Regions from separate parts of the Homo sapiens genome. Here region 1 is linked to region 2. The links are chromatin loops, found by intact Hi-C in ENCODE. Cell type or tissue: A673. All regions are shown on one strand.

Region 1 (8,000 bases), 50 kb after region 2:
TTGAGACAGAGTCTCGTTCTGTCGCCCAGGCTGGAGTGCAGTGGCATGATCTCGGCTCACTGCAACCTCCGCCTCCCAAGTTGAAGTGATTCTCCTGCCTCAGCCTCCTGAGTAGCTGGGATTACAGGCGCCCGCCACCACGCCCAGCTAATTTCTGTATTTTTAGTAGAGATGGGGTTTCACCATGTTGGTCAGGCTAGTTTCGAACTCCTGACCTCATCGTCCACTCGCCTCGGCCTCCCAAAGTGCTGGGATTACAGGCGTGAGCCACCACGCCCAGCAAAGGCTTGCCTTTTAAGGCATTTCTAATTTTTTATTTGCTTCAATGTGTATTACTATGCCCCAAAGGACTATATGAACACAAGTTGACTACAGACTGTTAGATCCTCTTTCATTTCTATTGGATCTACAAATTGTACCACAAGTCTAATATTGATGCAATCATGGTTTATTAATCTGACCATTACCTTTTCAAAACAAAATGTAGCTTGCAAAAGAGTGTTATCTGTCATGATAAGCTAAACCTTGTGGAAATTAAGGGCTTAACTCAAGAAGTCAACGATAACTTCTTGTCTCATAATCTTTGGTCAATTTTTTTGCATTTAATGTTGTGGAAATGCTCTTTCACTGATTAATTCTACTTGATACTGACTTTCACAAAGTCTAACAAATACTTGTTGAATTTTTCCTCACATAATAGGTTCCCAAAACAATATTTTATTTTTTTCTAGAGGCCCAGCTAAATAACTGTTCTGAAAACAGACTTGTTTTTATTCTATATTCCCTTTGAGTTTAAGGATTAAAAAATTCTTCACTGGCTGGGCGCAGTGGCTCACGCCTGTAATCCTAATACACGGGGAGGCCAAGGCGGGCAGATCACTTGAGATCAGGAGTTCAAGACCAGCCTGGGCAACATGGTGAAACCCTGTCTCTACTAAAAATACAAAAATTAGCTGGGCGTGGTAGCGCATGTCTGTAATCCCAGCTACTTGGGAAGCTGAGGCAGGAGAATCACTTGAACCCAGAAGGCAAAGGTTGCGGTGAGCCAAGATCGTGCCACTGCACTAGAGCCTCCGTCTCAAAAAAAAAAAAAAAAACTGTCTTCATAAACTATATTTCCTTAAATATGTACAACCTAAAAACCTAGCAATAAATTTCATGTCATTTCCAATAGTGCACCTAGCTTAAAAATAACAAATGTCCGTTAGAGTGCTTTTAGTTAAAAGTATTTCAACTTTACTCCACCTGCAGTTATACAGTAAAAATAATAACAAAGGCATAGAAGAAGATAAGAATGTGAATCCCTAATTGGTAGGTAAAATACTTTAATACTTACAAAAGTGTTTTAAAATTGAAGACATAATTTGGATAGTCTTTATAACTTGATTTGATAAATATCCTCCTCACTCAAATTTATTTTCAAAACTAAGTGTATTACGCTCTGTACAAGAAGAGAGCCCTGATATATACAACTAATACAGTAGGTTGTTATTCATTACGGTCTTTGGACAAAGAATCAACGCTAAACAATAGAGCAAACTGCTGACTCTATCTGGAGAATATCTTGCTAATACATTAAAAGCTACTGCAGGTTTAGAATCCCAGCCTCTGAAAAGAGCTTATCCAGAGAATAAGACCAAGGTACATTTTTAGTTTCTATTCTGATTTCTTTAAAAGGGTGTCAAGACAATATAAAATTATTTTTTCTCTCCATAAGTTCTCTTGCTCCAATCAAGAATGCTTCTTTCATAACAAGACGATCCTGCACGATCTTTTATTCTTACCAAATGATTTGCCCAGGTTTTCATCATTTGTCTTCTAATATTATGATCAAGAGATTATTCTTTGAACCAATGGGGGCTAATATCAGATTTCAATACCAGCATTTTAAAAAGATCCAAAAAGAGACAACAAGGAAAGTATTCTTTTTCAGTCTCAAGTGTATAAATAAGCTACTTTTCATTAGTCTGTTCTCTGAATGTTACTAAAATTTAACTTTTATATCACCTTGAACACAAAATTCAAAAAGATTCTTTAATCCTAAAACACATATTTGTATCTTTTAAACAACTGCATCATAAACATAATAAAACCAATTTTCACTAAATCTCACATTTGCATTCAAATATTTTATGTTCCCATTCAACTATATTTACTTCAGTTTTTTTTTAATTTGTAACTTTAAGAAGGTGACGATCATTTCTTCTAAACCACATAGTGTGTGTGTGTGCGTGTGTGTGCGTGTGTGTGTGTGTGTGTGTGTGTGTGTGTGTGTGTGTGTTTCCAGTAGCAATTTCTACTTTTTGGGGGAAGTGGAGGAGACTGACCAGAGAAATTGCTGATTTTAAAACAGTAGCATCTATCAATATTTGCTCACAAATAAATAAATGTCCTAAAATGCAAATAATGCAGAGCCATAAGGAGCTAGAGCCTACACCAGTGAGTGAACTTTTACAGGAAATTCATGTACGACAAGCGATCACGTAGTAAAAGCTGTGTTCCAGTGCTATACATTTTTAGCCACCCAAGCTCAAAGCCTCAGAGTCACTTATCATTCTTTCTTCCTCTACCTTGTGGCCCAGTTCCCAATAATGCCTAATCTTGTTGATTGTTCTGCAATAATGTCCCTTCCAACCTCTTTCCATACCTTTTGTCCCTTACCAGTGTCAGAAATTGTTTCCTTAGCCTTAAGCCACAATAATATAATTCTAACTATACTCCCACACCCCATTTCTTCCTTTCCATATAGCACTGCCAGATTAATAGCAAGAAAATGTAGCTCAGATTGATTATGTCACTTCCTTGGATAAACAACAACAAAGAATCACAGACTATTACTGTTGGAGGGGCCCAGAGTAGGAAGGGAAGGTAATGGGAGCTGGAGCCTGGCAACAGGAACCCAAAGATAGTACACAGGACCCATGAGGTGAGGGTCTGGCAGGATTTAACCTAGTAGTTCATGCAGCCGGTACGAATTCATTCTTTTTCTTAAAAGTTGATAATAAACATGCATAATTAGGCAGTTATGTAATTTACATTGTTTAGTTAGTGGATTCTTTTCTCTTTAGATTAATAGGCGCTCCGAGGCAGGTCAAATCAAAAAGGTTTGGCTGAGACTCTTTTTTCCTCTGGCTTTGTCTGTTAGGTCTAATAGTGTCTGGAAAAGAATGCAATAATTTTTTTCCAGAGACGTTACTAACACTATACGCAAAAGCTGGAAGAATCTGTAAGTACTCAGGGGTGACATTCACTCAAGAGACTATGGAAATGGGGTGAGACATAAATGCTTGATTAAAGTTAGCAGAAGCATTATCAGGTACAAGGAACTGGATTGGATTGGGCCACACAGTTACCCAATTTTCCCCAATGCACATCTTTTTGTTCTCTTCCACACTAACATGAAAACCACAGCTTTATTAGCTGATAATTTAAAACACAGTCAAAGCCCAACTCTTAAGTGCTGCTTTAAAAAGAAAACTGTTTGAATCCCTACAAATTTCTCAAAAGGAGACACACCAGAGTTTGATTTAGATAGCCTAGAGCAATGTCCTGTGTCCTTAGTTAGGATCACCCTGCTACACAAAATGATGCTAATCTCACAAAAAGCGAAAATATCATTATATTTTCCTATTTATAAATGTAATATAATTTCATTTAATTTTTTTCAAGAAATTAAAATATCATGTAATCCCTCTCAACCCCAGAAATAAGCTCCGTTATTTCTTTCTAATATTTTTCTGATTTTATATAACAATCTGGGATCATACACTGCATAGTGTGCTACCATGTCCTTCGTTTATTTAATAATATGTCACGAATACATTTCCATGTGAAAATCAGTATCATCTACTTCCTTTTCTTAACAAGTGCACTCACAAATACACCAAATGTTTTTTTCAATTCTCCACTATTATTTAAAAAAACTGTAATGAACATCCTTATAAATGTATCTTTATTCACTTATCTGAATCCTTCCTGAGAATAAATTCTTAGAAATCATGCTGCTGGGTTAAAGGGTAGCCTAATTTAAAATGTAGATTCCTATTCCAAAACTGTTGTCTGAAAAGGCTATATATACTTTCATCAATAGAGTAAGGACTGCCTGTTTGTCTATCTCTTACAAGTACACAGACTTGATACCCTTAAAATTTATCAGTTTCATGAGTGAAAAAATTTCATTATTGTTCTAATTTATAATTCCTATTAATGAAACTGAGCATCGCTTCATATTTATTGGCCATTAATGATTTTAATATGTTTAATGATTCATACAAGAGTATAAGTACATGTGTGAATGTACATATGAATGTATAAGTATGTATACATACATGTACATATAATCTCTAATAAACAGGCTAGTTTTGGTACCTCTGAATCCCTAAGAGCCTCTCTCTAATTGCATCCCTCTCCTTCTGCCCAAAAGGTAGTTACTATTCTGAATTTCTTCTAACTTTACCACTTATATAATTATCCATATATAATGTTTTATTAGTTTTTATGTATCCTGTGACTTGTATTTTTTCCCAAGTCTCATGAAATTCTCCATGTTGATACATATACCTGCAGTTCATTCATTTTTTAAAAACTATAGTATGGTATTCCACCATAGGAGTGTCCCATAATTTACTTATCCTATCACAGGATATTTGGACTGATTCCATTTTCTGTTGTTGTTAGTATTATTGTTGTTGTTGAGGCACAGTCTTACTCTGTTGCCTAGATTGGAGTGCAGTGGTGCAATCATGGCTCACTGCAGCCTCTGCCTCCTAGGCTCGAGGGATCCTTCCACCTCAGCCTCCCAAACAGCTGGGACCACAGGTGTGCACCACCACATCTGGCTAATTTTTGTATTTTTGGTAGAGATGGGTTTCGCCATGTTGCCTAGGCTGGTCTTGAACTCCTGGGCTCAAGCAATCCACCGGCCTCAGCCTCCCAAAGTGTTGGGATTACAGGTGTGAGCCACCATGCTTAGCCCATTTTCTGTTATTATTAACAAGGCTGCTACAAATATTCTCATGCAAGTCCTTCTGTATGTCTGTAAGAGTGTCTTTAAAGCTGCATTGTCCAATATGCTATCTATCCACTAGCCATATATGGCTATTGAGCACTTAAAATATGGCTACCTCAAGCTGAGATGTGCTGCAAGTGTAAAATATAAACACCGGATTTCAAAGACTTAAAATTGATTTCAACTCTGTTTACTTTTTTGTAGGTGGCTGCTAGAAATCTTTTAATTACATATGTGTTTTCTGTTCTATTTCTATTGGACAGTGCTGCTCTAGAGTATATATCTAGGAGGAGAACTGGTGGGTCATAAAGTATACACATCTTCAAATTTGCTAGAAAATCAAAAATTGTTTTCCAAAGTTGTTGAACAATTTTATATTCCATTCAGCAGTGTATAAGGTTTCTTGCTGCTTATCCTTGCCAATGATTGTTGTTGGATATTTTAATTTTTGCCAATCTGTCAGAAGTAAAATGATATCTCACTGTGGTTTTAAATCTCATTTTCCTCATTACTAATAAAACTAATCATCTTTCACATATTTACTGTCCACTGATGCTTCCTATTCTGTAACATATACTAGTATTTTTACTTCTGCTGTGAGTTGCCTTAATATTAGTGCCCCCACCCCCCCCTTGCATACTTTTCCCTTGGGAGGCTCATACTTTTCTTAGAGATTCATAAGAACTCTTTATATGTAAGACTAATAACCCTTTGTCACACATGTGTTAAAAATATCTGTCTTGAATTTTTTATTGCTGTTTTTGCAATTTTGCTTTTACTGCCTTTGCCTTAAATAAGGTTTCTCTTCTTTCTTTTATCCTCTTATGTTATTAGGTCCTTTCCTGTATGGTTTCTGGTCTTCTTATCATACTAAGGAAGGTCTTCCACACTCCAAGATAAAAAGAACAAAAAAACTGTTTTCTTTTAGTATTTTTATAATGTTATATATTAAATCTCTAATCCACTTTAAATTTGTTTTTTAGTATGATGTAAAACAGAGATAACAGCAGACAAAAATTACGGTGACTATCCAGCTCATGACAGGTCTCCCAGTGGCTATCTATGGCTGTGCTACTCGCCTCCTTTCCTGGGGAGGCTTTCTTTTCACGTTCATCCTTCCCCAAATCCACACACTGAGACACACGCACCTGCAGAAACCAACATGTCATATGTGTAAGAAGTCTTACATGACCCAGTTTCCCAGGATATAGTGATTGGTCTGAGCCCTACAAGGGGATAGTGGGCATGTGACCCTGGCCACACAAATCAAAGTACTTCCTCAAGTATTTTCAACATGCCAGAGAACACTTTTCTTCAAAAGGTGACAAAACCTGGAAGCTGCTAAAGGCTACATTCTCTGCCACACAGAGTTAGCCTACCGTAGTTAAAAATGAAGTGGAGAACATATGATATAAATGAAAGAGTAACTAGTCTATGAGGACTGAAGAGGTTTGCTGCTTCTTGCATTCCTGAGGGAATACTGTTCACCTATTCCCTCCTTTCTGTGATACCTTAACATCCTCCCAATATGTCCGCTCTCTTTTTGGCTTCAGCTAGTTTGAGCTGAATGTGTAATTTGCAATCAAGACAGTCCTGACTAGGAGCCTCACTTGATATTTTTTCCTGAAGTGGACAGCCAATTGTTCTTATACCATTTCCTGAAAAAAATCCATCTTTCTCTACTGATCTGAAATATTATCTCTATTATATTAAATTCCAATTCATATGAATGTTTTATTTTTAAGTTGTTTTGCTCTGCTAATCTGTTTGTTCCTTGCCAGCATCATACCGTTCACTGACTAAACCTTCTAGTATGTTTTGACTCTGTTGGTTACTTCATTCACTTAATGTACATATTCAGTACACTACATTGTGTTAGCCAGAGAATATTCCCTTGAATAGGCAGGTGGAGTCCTGACTCTCATTGAGTTTAAAACCTAGAAGCAAAGAGAGACAAATCATTATGATAAAATATAATGAGTGTTAGGATAAAGGGAATAAGGTACACTAGGGTAAACAACCAACAGGTGGACCTAACCTAATCTATAGGTCAGAGAAGGCCTCTAGGAAGAAGTAGTTTTACACTGAGACTTGAAGGATGTGTATGAGCTCACCAAGGTGGGGAGGAGAACAGTGTCTCAGAAGGGAGACCAGTAAGTTCAAAGATGCAGAAAGACTAGGGTCCATTTAGTTGTGAGAAAAGTTAGAGTTTGAAGAAAGAGAGAGAGAAAAGAGAGGTTGGAGAAAGTAGGTATGTATCACACAAATTTGCGAGCCACGTTAAGATTTTGGACTTGGTCCTAAGAGCAAAGAGAAGACACAGAGAGGTTTTAAGCAACCATTTAAATTTGCATTTTTGAAGATTCACTCTAGCTACAGTAAAGAGAAGGGAAGAAGGCTGGAAGCAAGAAGATTCAAAAAGAAACTCTTTAAATAAGCCAGGCAAGAGATAATAATGGCATGGGCTAAAGTAGTGCTTATGGAAAGAAGATAGATTTAAAAAGATATCTAAGAAGAAGACTGGCAGAACATGATGACTGAATTTCGGAGATGAGTGAAAGGGAAGAATCAAGGAAGGCTTTCAGAGTCAACAATGATGTTTAAGATTCTGGCTTTTTTATTGTGGTAGACTGTGGTAAAATTTACAGTCATAAGTAACATAACTGGAAACACTGGAGAGAAAATAATGAGTACAGTTCAGGACATCCTGAGTCTAAGATGCCAGTACGACACTGAAGTGAAGTTGTTCAGTGGGCAGCTGGGCTAGAAATGTAACATTCTCCTTAATTCTTTTTCAAAGTTTCCTTGGCTACATCTGGGTGAACTTTAGACTCAATCTGTCAAATTCCCCAAAATATTCACTGGAATTTTGAAGAGAATTATAGTAAATTTATAGATTTCAGGATAATTGACTTCCTTAAAACGTTCAATCTCCCCACTTAGAAAGAAGGTATGAATGATCTTCATTTATTTAAACTCTTTTATGTCCCTA
Region 2 (8,000 bases):
TCAAAAAAACAATAACAAAAAAACAAACAAACAAAAAAACAGAGATGGTAATAATAATAACTTCCTCTTAGGATTAGGGTGAGGAGTATGTCCATTATGTAAAACACTTAGGAGACTGCCAGTATACAGTAACCTCTATTAAATGTTAACTTATCTTTAGTGTTCTTATAAAAAATTCATTCTTTACTTGCAAAATGTTGCACATGAACCAGTCCAATGTCCATAAACAGTGAACAGCCAACTGAACTATACTCTTTTTCTCTCTATATAAAGACACAGTGAAGACCTGGTGTTGGTTGTAAGAGGTATCCACGCTTAGGTTTCAGAGGATCCCAAAGTCCTTGAAGTGTGCAAAAATGAGTGTATTAAGTGTGAATGTATATTCTTCTGGAGAGGGATCTATAGCTTTCAACAGAGTCATAAAGGGATCTGTGACCTTCAAGGATCCAAGTATCATTTGGAATATCATTTCCAAATACGCCCTTTTTGTGTATCTTGATTGCCTCACGATTCTTAAATTGTATGCTTGTTTAAATGCCCTTTTTGGTAAAAACATTTGCACAGCTACACCAAGTTAGAATTTTATTAAGCTCCCATTTCTTTAGTTTTGACCTGTAGCTTTCATTTCAGATTCCCATCAGTGTATTAGAACAAATACATTTTCTTATAAATATGGGCTTAAAAATGAGTGTTTCTATGAATAGTGCAAATATAGCACTCTTCTTTTTTTTTTTTTGAGACGGAGTTTTGCTCTGTTGCCCAGGCTGGAGTGCAGTGGTGTGATCTCAGCCCACTGCAGCCTCTGCCTCCTGGGTTCAAGTGATTCTCCTGCCTCAGCCTGCCGAGTAGCTGGGATTACAGGCGCCTGCTACCAGGCCTGGCTAATTTTTTTGTATTTTTAGTAGAAATGAAGTTTCACCACGTTGGCCAGGCTGGTCTCAAACTCCTGACCTCAAGTGATCTGCCCACCTCAGCCTCCCAAAGTGCTGGGATTACAGGCATGAGCTACTGAGCCCAGCCATAGCACCCTTCCAAATGCTTCTTTCTATCTGGTCCCAAGAGCACTGATCCTGGAATAGCTCTATGCCTAGTTGCTAAGAATTCCAGAAGAGGTCAAGTCACAAACTTTTAGAACAAGTGTAAATAAATACCTCCAAAAATTCAAAATAAGGTTTTAATTCTGCTGTAAAGCAGATAATTGATTTTTGTTATTGACTACCTTTCTCCCCTTCTTCAGACAGGTGGGAAATCATTTAATTTTTGCTTCTTAGTAATGTTATTTCCTTCTGCCAATGATTACAAGTGATACTTATCTGGGTTATACTGTAAAAAAGCAATCAAAATAACTTTTGTTTAGTTCTAGCTGAGCTTAGTATAGTGTGAGACAGGACCCAGTTCTATATGACCAACAACAAATCAGTCTACAATCTGCAGCCTGCAATGTTCCATCCACACATTTACCTGTGAAGCAGTCAGGTTGGGAGAGGCTGCAGCTGACTGCTGGGCGTGGTGGTGGTGGTACTGCTGCTGTTGTTGTAGTTGCTGTAGTGGTTGCTGCTGTGCTGTTTGTAGTTTGTTTTCAGATTGTGGCAATGGCTGTATTTGGAACTTGTCCGGTTGTTCTTGCTTTACTATCAGGTTCTTCCGTAGCTGTTCAACTACTCTTTTCTACCAAATGAAGACAAAAAGAAATAAAAGATATTAGAATACTGCTCTATCAGCTGCACAGAAATATGCTCTGACATCTTTTCTATAAATAGCTTCATCTAAAACTTATTACATCTAAATTTACACAGGTTCTACATATGAAGAGCTTAAAGCATTTAATATACATTATTGGTAATATGAAACTGATGGTGTAAGAAATGTTTTATATATAAAGGGCAACTGAGGCACACAAATGAAAAATCTGAAGGAGATCACACAGCAGAGCTCAGATGTCCTATTATTAACTTAGCATGCTGAGAGCAGTATACAACGTAGCAGTAAAAAGCAGGACTCTGGAGCCATCCTACTTCAACTCCAATTTCAGTTTTGCTACTCACAGCTCTAAGATGTTGGGTAAGTTTATGAACCTACCTGTGCCTCACTGTCTTGCTCTTTAAAATGAGGTGGTTAACAGTACCCTTGAGGTTCTTATGAGCACCAAATGACTTGTTATATGGAAAGTACTCAGAACTGTGATTGGCACATTGTTGATCATTATTATTATTATTAGAGATAGTGTCTCTCTATACTGCCCAGGTTGGAGTACAGTAGCTATTCACAGGTGTAGTCATAGTGCATGCACTACAGCCTTGAACTCCTGGCATCAAGCAATCTTCTCACTTCAGCATCCCAAGTAGCTGGAACTACAAGCACACACCACTGGGCCCAGCTTATTATTTTTTGCATATGATAACACAGATACTAGCCATAGTAATTTTTATTAAGCAAACATCATGTATCTGTCCCAGTTGAAAACATTAAACAGACTGTTAAACAAAGAAACCTTGATCCCAGTAATATGCCATATAAACAACACATTCTAAATTACTGAAATGTGTAACTCATGAGCAGGACTTCTTTGCTGGGACAGGTTCTGTGGCGGTACACACGTTTGTTTAGGCAGAGTAGGGATTTAACTGCGTGGAGTGAAAAATTAATGTCAAAGTTCTTCAAACTTTCTAGGCCTTGCTCAAATCCAAGAGAAATGTGTTTCTGGATACCTTCATTATTATAATACACTTCAACAGCATGTAAGCCCCATGAGTGCAGGGGCTTATTTGGTTCACAACTATACTCTGCACTTATAACTATATTGCTGGCCCAACACGGTGGCTCATGCCTGTAATCCCAGCACTTTAGGAGGCCAAGGTGGGTGGATCACTTGAGGTCAGGAGTTCAAGACCAGCCTGGCCAACATGGTGAAACCCCATCTCCGCTAAAAATACAAAAATTAGCCAAGCATGGTGGCACACACCTGTAATCCCAGCTACTCAGCAGGCTGAGGCAGGAGAATTGCTTGAACCTAGGAGATGGAGGTTGCAGTGAGCCAAGATCATGCCATTGCACTCTGCACTCCAGCCTGGGTGACAGAGTGAAACCCTGTCTCAAAAAAAAAAAAAAAAAAAAAAAAAAACTATATTGCTCAGTAAATGTCCTTGTTCTCTTTACCTGATGTGTAAAGTGGTGGGACCAAAGACCAACAAATGGCTCATAAAGCATATAATAACTATTTGGGGCCATATTTGGGCTCTGACTCTCCTGCCCTAATAGGAGGAAGAAGGTATAAGCAGCATTCCTCTCATATCTCATACACTTTCAAGTTAGTTCATTAGCAGAGGTGTGCTATTTCTGATAAAAATAGATTGTGATTTTCTAATATAGATTATGAATGAAGAAAAAGAAGTGAATGAAGAGCTTTAAATAGTTAGATGAAACCATAAGAGCCAGGTTAATTCTCAAATGCCTGCTTATGGCTCTAACCAACTTCATCCCCCATATTCTCTGAAGAATCCAAATCTGTGGATTACTCATTTAACATATTTGAACATTAAAATATGTATAAAATGAATTTCTAAAATCTTTAAGTAAAAAAAAAAGTTCTCTTGAGAGTTGTTTGTTTTTATTTTTTGGTTTGTTTCTCTCTTTTTGTTTTTCTTTTTTTTTTTTTTTTTTTTTTTTTGGTTGTTTTGAAACAGGGTCTGGCTCTGTCACCCAGGCTGGAGTGCGGCAGCACAATCTTGGCTCATTGCCATTTCCACGCCCCAGGCTCAAGCGATCCTGTCACCTCAACCTACCAAGTAGCTGGGACTACAAGAGCGTGCTACCATGCCCAGCTAATTTTTTTATTTTTTGTAGAGATGGGGTTTCGCCATGTTGCCCAGGCTGGTCTCAAACTCCTGAGCTCATGCAATCTGCCCACCTTGGCCTCCCAAAGTGCTGGGATTATAGGCATAAGCCACCACGCCCGGCTGAGAGGTTTTTAGAAAAATATTTTTATTATTGATTCTTTTCAGACAACTAAAATATCATATAAAGGCCAATTTTGGGGGGAAAAATTCTGCTATGCATTATATTCTGCTAGCACTGCCTCTCTGAGTAAATATTTTTTTTTAAATGATGCAGAGTTTAAAGTCTTTGCAGAAACTATCTGCAGAATAATAAAAATGCAAATTAATAAAATATCAAATGCTTATAAAGTTAACTTTCAAGTCTTCAAAATTCTATTTCTCCAATATAAAAGGCAGAATAATTAAACTGCTGTAGTTTAGGAGAAGGCAAAGTAATAGCAGTGGTGCTGCAGATAATGTTGAGAATCTCATGTAAATTTTATTGCTTGGTGACTGCTAGAACATTTAGACATTTAAAAATTAAGTAATTATTTAGAGTTGCTTCAGTCCTCCTCCCCATCAGACATCAAACATATTAACGAACTAGCTAACGTGCAGCATCAGCAGCCAGAGAAAGGAACCCTAAGAGCTCTTACAAAACAAAAACAACAATAAAAAACCCAAAACAGATCAAATCAGAAGAAGGAGATAAATCAGGAGGAAATAATACAACATAAACATGACACCTGCCAAAAAATAAACTTTGGACAAAAACAGCACAGGAAACTAATTACTATACCAGTCACAAAAGGAAAGGGTGTTTTTTTCTCCTCTACAGCCATCCTTAGGAAACACAATGTGCTCTCCTAATCACTGCCTAGCTAAAGTACACTAGAAGCAAGAAACAAAGCCCAGAACCCATTTCCAATGTCATGTACAACAGAAGGGAACAGTAGGGAAAGCAGGAGCAAGGGATGCGGGCTAGAGTACTACTCTTCAGCCATATGGCTAGAGCAAGGTGACGACCAATCAGAACCAGAATCAGGAGCGTGGGAGTCAAGTGAGTCACACTGCATTCACAACTGCTCCTCCCCCAGGGCCTGAAACAAAGCCGTGGAAGCTTGGGGTGGGGGCTGGTGGGGGGACATGATCAAAATACTTGCAAACTTACATCAGTCCTTGAGAGGAGGGAAAAAAAAAAGGAAAAAGAAAGAGAGCTCTGCATTACAGGTCAGATCATATGAGCTGGGTAAAGCTTTCTTTAAAAGATAGCGTTGGTATGTCAAACTGCCACTCAGAAATGAATTGTCCCTTACTCCTTGCTGTGTTCACCAGATTAGAATACTGCGTGTGTGGTTATACATGTCTGTTGCTATCTGTGAAAAAAAAAAATTTTTAAATCAAGATTTTGAGGAAGCACTGATGCCCTCTGTCACTTAAATATAGATGACTGCACTTAGAAACCAGTAACTGAAAGCCAGGTGAGCTCTGCAGCAGAGGTGCTCCTTAGGTGTGGAGGCCCTGCAGGCTCTTCCAAGGACTGGGAGTAAAGGAGAGTTGCTGTGCATATTAGCTGGCTTTTCTAAGTCTCACAATCCAGTCTCGTTCTAGTTCAGTCTTGCAGCTCTGGCAAACACAGCACTCAAATGACTTCAGAGGGACCCCGGATTTAGGTCAGTACCACTTCTGGGTGGCAGCAAGAGAATACGGCGAAAATATCTCAAAAACCCTAGCTGTGTGGTATCATCCAAGGTTCTCACTGCTCCCTATATAAAGGATATCCTCTCATCTCCACAGGAGATGAGCCTATATTTTTACTACTATGTGTTTTAAATGAAGACGTCATGACTGCTGCTGGTCACTGACGAAGGTTATACTGGCATACATGATTTGATATTTTCAAAGGTATTCACATATAATGGAGATCTTTAAATGTAGCTAACTATATTGGAACATTATCCTGAAGCTTTGAGAAAGGGCTAAATTTCACAAACTGGCCATTCATCATTCACTGATAAGTTAATGAGAGTTAAAAGAGAGGGAAAAAATCAGGGAAATGAAAAAAGAAAGCTGGAAAGAACAAAGACGGAAGGGAGAGAGGGAGAAAAAATTAATAACTTATCATCTTTTCTTCTTAATATATTTCTATAAACAATAAGCCAACATGCCAGGCCTCCAGAACTGCTAGTACCGCCCACTTCAATCCATCTGTCAAGAACTGCTCCATAAACCCAGCATGTAACAAGGAGCCTTAGATTCCCTTGACATTCGCATCACTGGGTTTCATCAGGGCTTGTTCAGGCAGAAGAGTTCACAGAGCCTCTGACACTTCAAGTCACAGTTTCCAAGACAGGTAGTCACGGTGATCAATATTGTGACATTCAGCGATACTATCAACGTGTTCACACGACAGCAAGACAGATCCTGAAGAAAAATACGGAATTTTATAGGTCTAATACAACAGAAAATCAGGTTCGTTTTTCCACCGTTTAAGTCACGTTCCATGGCTTTTGTCAACAGAGAAGGGAGACGGAGAGACGGAAGGACTGCCCCCACCCAATCAACCCACCAGTTTATTCCTATCAAAAATTGCTCCCACAAATTTTAGAAAGCTTCTCTCAAAAGAAACTCCAAGACCCTGCCCTCCACAACTGGATGTCAGTGCTGCAAGTCTCTGCTTTTTCACACATTCAGTCACTCCACTGGTTTGTGCTCTACATGGCAGTATCTGTTGCGTATCAATTATTAGAGGGCCACACCCACTCAAGACATCTTCTTACACAGTATTGCCTTAAAGATGCATCCTTTTATTCCTTCCATGAATCAACATGCAATTTAAAAATACAACCTTCACTCTTTATACCAGAGGCTGATAGAGACTTGTAACTTTTCACAAATGCAGAAAGGTATCAAATCTTACTCAAAATCTTTCTGGGTCTTCAGACACACCAATTGCTCAAAATGAAACCAAGGATACTAAATTTTACGCGTATGGAAAAACTAACCTGGAGAAATGTTTATTTGTTGATGAGATCAGAACTTACTCAAAGAGGAAAAAAAAGACTTTCTACCGTCTAACTAAAACTCAGCCACTGCATTGATAAGTCACACCAATATTCATCAACGCTGAGGATGCAGGAAGGAGACAGGGCAGTCTTCAGAATGTGCCACAAAATTATCCTCTAAAGAAGAGGGGATGTGTTACTGTCATAACATTAGAGACAAAATTACAATCTAGAGTAAAATGTATGTATTGTTTAATGGAAACAGAAACTAAGTGAAGATTTCACCATTTTATGAACAAAAACACAGAATGCCATTTTATGGACAAACACACAGAAGAGAAACTCAAGATAAACTCCCTCCTTAATGCAAGTAAAATTCAATAAGAGAATCTGCACTGGAGTTATTGGAGGGGATAGTCCAGGCAAGACACAGGATAGAATTCTAACAGAGGAAGACAGGGAGGAATACTGGTGGCAGAAGCTATAAAAATATACTTAGCTAAAATAATTGCACTTTCTTCATTTTGTAAGATACTAGAAAGTTTTCCCCAGACTCTCTGAGATTCACAAAGAATTAGACAAATAGTTTCTTTCCCTTTTTAACCTCTTTTAAAAAGTACATATCCTTTTAAAATACCACCTGTTTGACAGAAACAGCATCTACAACCTCATCTTACACAGTGAACTGGACACAATGTCTACAAAAGAAGGTCTCTTTCCTGGTTTTGAGATTTGGGGACATAATTATTTTATAGTTCTCAAGTTGTCATGGAATTTATATAGTACAAATAAACAAATTGACAACAGCAGCAACTGTAATTATCAGAGATTTTTTTCAGTAAAGTTTAAAATTCTCTGCATGGATGTTTAACAGATGGCAAAGAATGCATATATCATGGTATTGATTAGACTTCGGCTTACTTTTTTAATTAAAAAATATTCTTTGGGGCTTATTCTTCCTTCAAAACACACACACACACACACACACACAGAGGTATTTACATCAATGGATTTTACATCTCATCTCCATAGGAGATGAGACCCTTTATTAATATCATTAGGATTTACAGTCCATCTCTCTAAAAATTTAGACTTTAGACCTTTTATTTGCTAGCCTGATTGAAATGCAGTTTTCTTATTTAATTCACTCATGCTCTAATAGGTAAACTCAACCCCATCT

What was found. Peaks named below come from ENCODE experiments on the same cell type or tissue, not always from the same donor. Only the 100,000 strongest peaks of a DNase experiment are listed, where the experiment ranks them.
Region 1: it touches region 2 in a loop (3-fold over the local background); 1 of 110 quality-filtered maps calls a loop at or near these places.

Annotation. Positions count from the first base shown.
Region 1 is chr11:46,028,590-46,036,589 of GRCh38, forward strand. The region is part of intron 6 of PHF21A (PHD finger protein 21A); the gene reads right to left. Among named protein-coding and RNA genes, the nearest start is that of PHF21A, 89 kb to the right of the region's middle. In A673, no CTCF peak of the experiment used is centred here; no DNase peak of the experiment used is centred here.
Region 2 is chr11:45,978,299-45,986,298 of GRCh38, forward strand. PHF21A (PHD finger protein 21A) reads right to left here. Exons shown (of 19, transcript NM_001352027.3): 7 at 1,462-1,668. Among named protein-coding and RNA genes, the nearest start is that of LARGE2, 60 kb to the left of the region's middle. RefSeq lists enhancers at 3,344-4,241, 4,740-5,034. In A673, no CTCF peak of the experiment used is centred here; DNase peaks (open chromatin) are centred at 4,873 and 6,053; H3K4me3 peaks cover 1,261 bases; H3K27ac peaks cover 3,359 bases.